2 separate regions of the Mus musculus genome follow, and region 1 is linked to region 2. A link is a contact called in ENCODE Hi-C or POLR2A ChIA-PET data. All regions are on one chromosome and are shown on one strand. Each heading gives the region's core, a stretch centred on a gene start or an enhancer-like site at or near the end of the contact. The rest is flanking DNA. Distances are from core to core; before and after follow the strand shown. Region 1 holds the start of Fam214b (family with sequence similarity 214, member B). Region 2 overlaps Dnajb5 (DnaJ heat shock protein family (Hsp40) member B5).

Region 1 (2,958 bases), core at 171-2,670, 86 kb after region 2:
ACACCTTGCCATTTCACCAGGCCCCCTTCCGAATGAGACCCTAAGAACATTCCAGTCCTTCATGTGGGTGAGATGGCTAGAAAGCGGAGAACGCCAGTAGTAGCAGTGTCGTGAGAGTATGACCTGTTCTCCTTTCTTCCCCTCCTAGTCTCCACCCAAGCTTTAAAGTTCAAGAAGGGCGTTTTCCTGAGCACCCCAATTTCCAGGTCATCTCAGTTGCCCTCCTGAGCCCTTGCCTCGAGGAAGCCAGGTGATGACATGATGCCCTACTTGACCCCAGCATGCTGGCATCTGCTCATTAATCCAGAGTCCTATTAGTTCCCTCCCTGCCCAGAGACGCTCGAAGACTCACTCCTCTGCCACCCAGCTTCAAGCTGACTCATGGGGTAGGACTGCCGGGAGAAGGGACAAGCCAGTATAAGCCAAACCTCGCCCTCCATGCTGGGGATGGGCAGCAGCTGGCATTAAACAGCTGTGCCAGACTGTGGCTGCCAAGGACTACAGCTCCCAACATGCCGAGAGCAAGGCCAGCAAAAACAACAAGTCCCAGAATACCATGAGGTCTGTACCCTCAGATACTTGTTAGACCTGGGAGGTGGGAGAGGTTGTGGTACAAGAAGAACACCTAGGCTCATTCTATCCTTCCCTTCACTCTCAAGACACCCATTTTTACCCTAAGGAAGGTTAGGGTAAGAATTCCTACCCATGTGTTTTCCACTCTTATCCTGGGCAGAGTCCTGCTGCTCACTGCTGTACATTTTGTCCTCACACAAGTCTACACACGCTAGGGTGACTGTTCCCAAGACCACTGTTCTGAGTAGAAAGGTTAATCTCTGCTTTCACACTCGCTCTCACTCTGGCCTAGAGCCCTTCACCTTTAATAGAGAGGGAGCAGACCTCAGAAACCCCTCCAAACTCAGACGGGGAGACTCACCTTGACTCCTGGACTCCTTGTTCTGGACGATTCCTCCCACCCCCTGCTTAGCCTCCCAGGTCGGTTCTCATCCCTTCTTCACAGTCTGGGACAGGCCCCATACCCTGCAGAGGTTTTGGAGATCTGATCCTTCCACCTAGTACACACTCACCCCGCTCCCAAATTGGCTCCGCCGCGGTGGCCGCTGCTCCGGGCCCTTCCGTCCCGGTCCCGTCCCCGTCCCGGTCCCTCCCCTCGGATAACCAGTCCCCCCTACTACGGGCCCCCAACCCAGACAAAGGGTGGCTTAGGCTGAGAGCCTTGCTCTGCTTGGCCCTTCCCTGATCAGCTTCGTGTGCAACACTAGCGGGCTCTGGCGTCCGCAGCCCCTCTAGCTGCTGTTGCACCCCTCCCTGCGACGGTCCCTCCCCGGGGCCGCCCCGGCTCCGCGCCGCAGACTCAGCTGCCCCTCTGACTCACAGGCCATTTCCTACCAGCTGATGGGGCCGCCCGCCCCGCCCAGCGCCCAGCCACCCCCAGCACTGCGACCACGGCTGCCACGCCCCCCTCAGACCACACCCTCTATGGGCAACAACTATGTTCATTGGCCCAGTGGAGGCCAGCCTCTCAGCAACCTCAAGCGTGAGTCACGCCCTCTTCAAGGAGCGCACGCCTATTGGTCCACATAAGGGCAGGCCTACCCAATGTCGCTCCGCCCACCTCCTTAACCCTTTTTCTGTCCAAGTCCTAAGCAATTCTCTGCCCTGTCATTTAACCCCATTCAGACTTCATTCTCTCAGGGCTCAACAAACCTTTCTCCTCCACACTTCCTGTTCTGAAGTAAATTAATATGAAGCTCCAGTGTGTTCACAGATAAATCTCAACAATCTCCAAGTCACACCAAACCCAACCCTACATATCCCCAAGCCCATTCGCCCCCACATCCCGAAACAGCTCCAGGTAAAAGGGTTGCTATCGAGTAAGCTTTCTACAAGAGCAGGAAAAAAAGACCTACTACAGTCGTACCTTATTTCTATCCATACTGAAAGATGGCATCCTCTCCCACCCCCTTTTTGTCTTTGTTAGAGACCCCAGGAGGCTGACATTTCAGGGACTCTCAAAACCCTTCCGAGACCAGGCTTTGGAGCACTCTTTGCTGACAGGCCTCTGCTCCGAGGAAACAGAGCATCCTAAGAAGTGAGTTAGAAGGCCTTCTGCCCAAAGTCAGATGGAGACCAAGTTCGTCTTCATGACTCACAGCTCCCTCGAAACTCACCAAGCTCCCCCTGAGTCACAGGGCCCCGGGCCCAGCCCAGAGCCAGCCAAATTAAGCAGCATTATAGTCAGCATCCCTAACCTTTGTCCTTAGCTCTGTAAATAACCAGGACGGAATTTTTGCGAGGACTGGGCATTCACAGACACTTTTTACAGGGAGTGCTCTCGAGATAACCTGAGAAAATGGATAGCCTTGTCTACTTTGTCTTCTGAACTTATCAGCAAGTCAGACAGGTTGTCACCAACTCAGGCCTTTTCTCCCTGTCGGTCACAGAAACAGGGAACAAACAGCAGAACCAAAGGAAGTAGAAGCCAATGCTTTGCCTATGCTATGAGTCCCCAGGACCATTAGTTTATTACTGGACTGTAAAAAGAGGGCCCCCCCTACTTCCTCTCTGGGTTTTACAATTAATACAAGTACACAACAGACCTCTAGTATGCTTTCTCCTTACCTCTACTGAGTAGGAGGAACTCCCTAAAAAAGACCCCAGCTCCCTAAGATTGAATTCCCTGCTACGAAGGAGCAGAATTTTTTTGGTTTTCGAGACAGGGTTTCTCTGAGTAGCCCTGGCTGTCCTGGAACTCACTCTGTAGACCAGGCTGGCCTCGAACTCAGAAATCCGCCTGCCTCTGCCTCCCAAGTGCTGGGATTTAAGGCGTGCGCCACCACTGCCCAGCAGGATTTTAAAAAGTCTCAAAGCCCTAAACACAAGTGAAGAATCAATATGAGAATCTATTTGTCTTAGCAAAGCTCACATCTTAGGAAAATT
Region 2 (3,124 bases), core at 527-3,026:
TGACCCAGCTGTCCTCAGCCCGGGCATCATGCCTGAGGTGTGGCGTAGGAGAGACTGTGAAGCTCAGGTGACCTCACTCAGTGCACTGACCTTCGCCAGCTTCTGTGTGTGTCTGTCAGTCCACAGTGCCATTTCGCTCAGAAGGGCCTCTCGGGGGTCCTCAGGCTGGCCCCAAGGGCCTGGGCCTCTGCCTAGCCCCAAGAAGTAGGCCACAATCTTCAGCCAGAAGCTGAGACGGAATCATGGAATGGTTCATGTCAGAACGGGAAGACATCATCTAGCCCAAAACTTTCATTTTACAGATGGGGAGACAGAGGCCCAGAGAATAGGCATGACCTGCTGAAGGTCACACAGGGAGTCATTTAAGGACTGCAGGATCATCAGGAGTGGGCCTGGGCTGTAGAGAGTAGGGCATCAAAGACTGGCCCTGGGCTCTTTCAGGAACAAGGAGCCCAGCACCGGTCCAGTGGCTGTGATGGGAAAAGATTATTACAAGATTCTTGGGATCCCGTCTGGGGCCAATGAGGATGAGATCAAGAAGGCCTATCGGAAGATGGCCTTGAAGTACCACCCAGACAAGAACAAAGAGCCCAACGCCGAGGAGAAGTTTAAGGAGATTGCTGAGGCCTACGATGTGCTGAGTGACCCTAAGAAGCGGAGCCTGTACGACCAGTATGGTGAGGAAGGTAAGGAGACAGAGCACCAGACCCCGTTTGTCTGGAGCCCTGGGTGAGCCCTGGTTCTCGGAGCAGCAGCAGCGTTGAGGGAGGCAAGTTCCCTCACTTACCTGGCCCCGACTCACTCTCCTCCCCACCACACTCTTCTCCCTCCCTCATCCCCTTCTGGCCCTAGAGAGGCCTGGACACTGTGCCAGAGGCCTCCCCCTCCCCCCACCTTCTTCCCTTCCCAGCCTTATTAGTCCTGCCTGAAGTGCCCGCTGCTTCATTGGCTGATCAGAAAGGTTGGGGAGAGAGAGAGAGCCTGTGACTCTCTGAGGACGGCATTTACATTCATCAGCATAAAAAGTCTGGCCCCTGACTAGCCAGCCAGCGAATTAACTCCTAGAGTTCTGAGTGGAACCGGTTATTGCCACCCCCCCCAACCCCCCTTAGGATGGCAGAGGAAGTGGCAGGGGTCCAGGAGTGGAAGGGGAGATGTTGCTGGCATCTTACCCTCTCCCTAGGGCAGCTGGTGGCCCTGCACAGGGAGGGCAGCAGGAAAGGCCCAAATAAAGTCCCTGGGAGGGTGGCTCCTCCCAGCACATCCCACAGGCATGATGCAGCTGCTAATTCTGGGCCTGCCCCTCGGGGCGCCTGCCACCCGCCAGCCATGGGCACCTGTCAGGCTATATTAAGAGACATTGTCACAGCTGAGGACTCTCCTTACTGGGAAGAACTGTCCTTCCTCCTAACGACATCCTCCGCTCTTTCATTGTCCCCTTCGCTTTCCCCAGTCTACCCTCAGAATGAACCAGGCTAAATGACATGTACTATTCCTGATTAAGTGCAGGGGCTCAAGAGAATGTTCTTTGTGTCACCTCTTCATGTTGTGTCCTGCTCATCTCTGCCTCTCTCCTCCCTGTGCCCCATCTTCCCGACCCCCCCGCCGACCCCCCCGCACCCCCACCCCCGCTTTAGTCTCCATGCTGCGAGCTCATCCCATTTTTCCCTGATTATTCCCAGACTTGTCAATTCTCAGAGAGACCAGGCACCTGCTCAAATCCCCAGCATCCTCCCAGCTAAGTTGGGAGGATGGGAAGTATTGGGAGTGGGAAAGAAGGAAGCAGTGCGGGCACCACACCCCCGTGTGGCCAGTCTCAGAACTGCATTCGCTCCTGCCCTTAGCCCAACCTTTGATAGGAAGATGGGAGAAGCTACCCAGAAACTTCCTCCCCCACCTCAATCGGGACAAAGCCCAAGTGAAGGCAACACTCAGACTCGGACCCTAAGCCTAGACACTGAGTTCTGGGGTAGATCAAGTGCACTGTGACCCAGGGAAAACCTCTGAGACTGAAGGAAGGAGAAGTAGCCTTGAGAAGTCAGTTATATTGCCGTCCACCCTGCCTCTTCCTCAACAGCCAGCCAGAATCATTGTACCAGAGTTTGTGTGCAGCACTGGCTTGGCTTGGGACAAGTTGTTCCCTGCTTGAAGTGGGGTGGGTGGTGGAGTAGGACTCCCCACAGTGAGAATCACCCCCCTGTTGTCATCTAGCCAGCCTCCTGCTCTCTCACCAAGCTCTGCCTAGCTTCTTATACTTGCTTCACAGCTGCCCTTCAACAGGGAGAAAGAGCAGACCCTCTCCCCCAAGTCTTAAGAAAGGGGTTAAGAGGCAGCTGCCACGAGCCCCGGAGTGCCTGCTACTTACATGGCCTCTCTAATGAAACCCAAATCTGTCCTTGTGGCCCCATGAAACAAAACAAAACAAAACAAAACAAAACATCATTTAAGCCCAGGTTACCAAGACAAATTGAAATTTTAGATAAAAGGCCTCACAAAAAGCTGAGAATGTAGCCTAGTGCTAGAGCACTTGTCTAGAGCAGCGCACAGCCCTAAGTCCCACCCCCAGCACTAAATAAACAAGCCTCAGTGAGAGAGGCCCTTCCTCTAGCCTGGACCCCACCCCTGAATCTACAGGTCCCAGATCAGTCTGTGTTAATCCACATCCTTCCTACAGCTCCACCAAGCGTCCACCATCAAAGCGCCATCCAGAAATCCAAGTCCCTCTGACAAGAGGGAGCAGCTGGGTTATCCCTTGCTTGGTGCCATTGACTTGTGGTGGTTGCTCCACAAGTCAATGTGGGATACAGGGCTGGTATGGTGTTACTCTAGGGCACTGGTCCATTATAGTCTGTGTCTGTACAATATGGGAATGACAGTCCCTGAAGCTGTACAATACTAGATCACAATATGCAAATAAAGTGACTGGTATTTTTTTTCTAGAGAAAATAGCTCCTCATTTTCTTTTTTTGTTTGGGTTTTTTTTTTGTTTTATTTTGGTTTTTGTTTGTTTTTATTTTTCGAGACAGGGTTTCTCTGTGTAGCCCTGGCTGTCCTGGAACTCACTCTGTAGACCAGGCTGGCCTTGAACTCAGAAATCCGCCTGCCTCTGCCTCCCAAGTGCTGG

The links. A loop is a pair of places that touch in the nucleus more often than their neighbours do. ChIA-PET counts read pairs that join two places held with the same protein, here RNA polymerase II (POLR2A).
Region 1: a loop to region 2 is called in a map of T-helper 17 cell, with 2.6 times the contacts of the local background. The contact joins the promoter of Fam214b here to the enhancer-like site in region 2. A Hi-C loop is called at or near these places in 1 of 37 maps with a recorded cell type or tissue (T-helper 17 cell). POLR2A ChIA-PET finds 5 or more read pairs at or near these places in 1 of 5 experiments (embryonic stem cell).

Annotation. Positions count from the first base shown.
Region 1 is chr4:43,038,881-43,041,838 of GRCm38, forward strand. Fam214b (family with sequence similarity 214, member B) reads right to left here and starts at 1,421. Exons shown (of 9, transcript NM_001253353.1): 1 at 1,086-1,421.
Region 2 is chr4:42,952,700-42,955,823 of GRCm38, forward strand. It overlaps Dnajb5 (DnaJ heat shock protein family (Hsp40) member B5), which reads left to right. Exons shown (of 5, transcript NM_001355438.1): 3 at 442-686. Among named protein-coding and RNA genes, the nearest start is that of Dnajb5, 4.4 kb to the left of the region's middle. Within about 2 kb of position 1,777, at least 1 of the 3 ENCODE cell types and tissues checked has a DNase peak (open chromatin) inside an H3K27ac peak, as active enhancers do.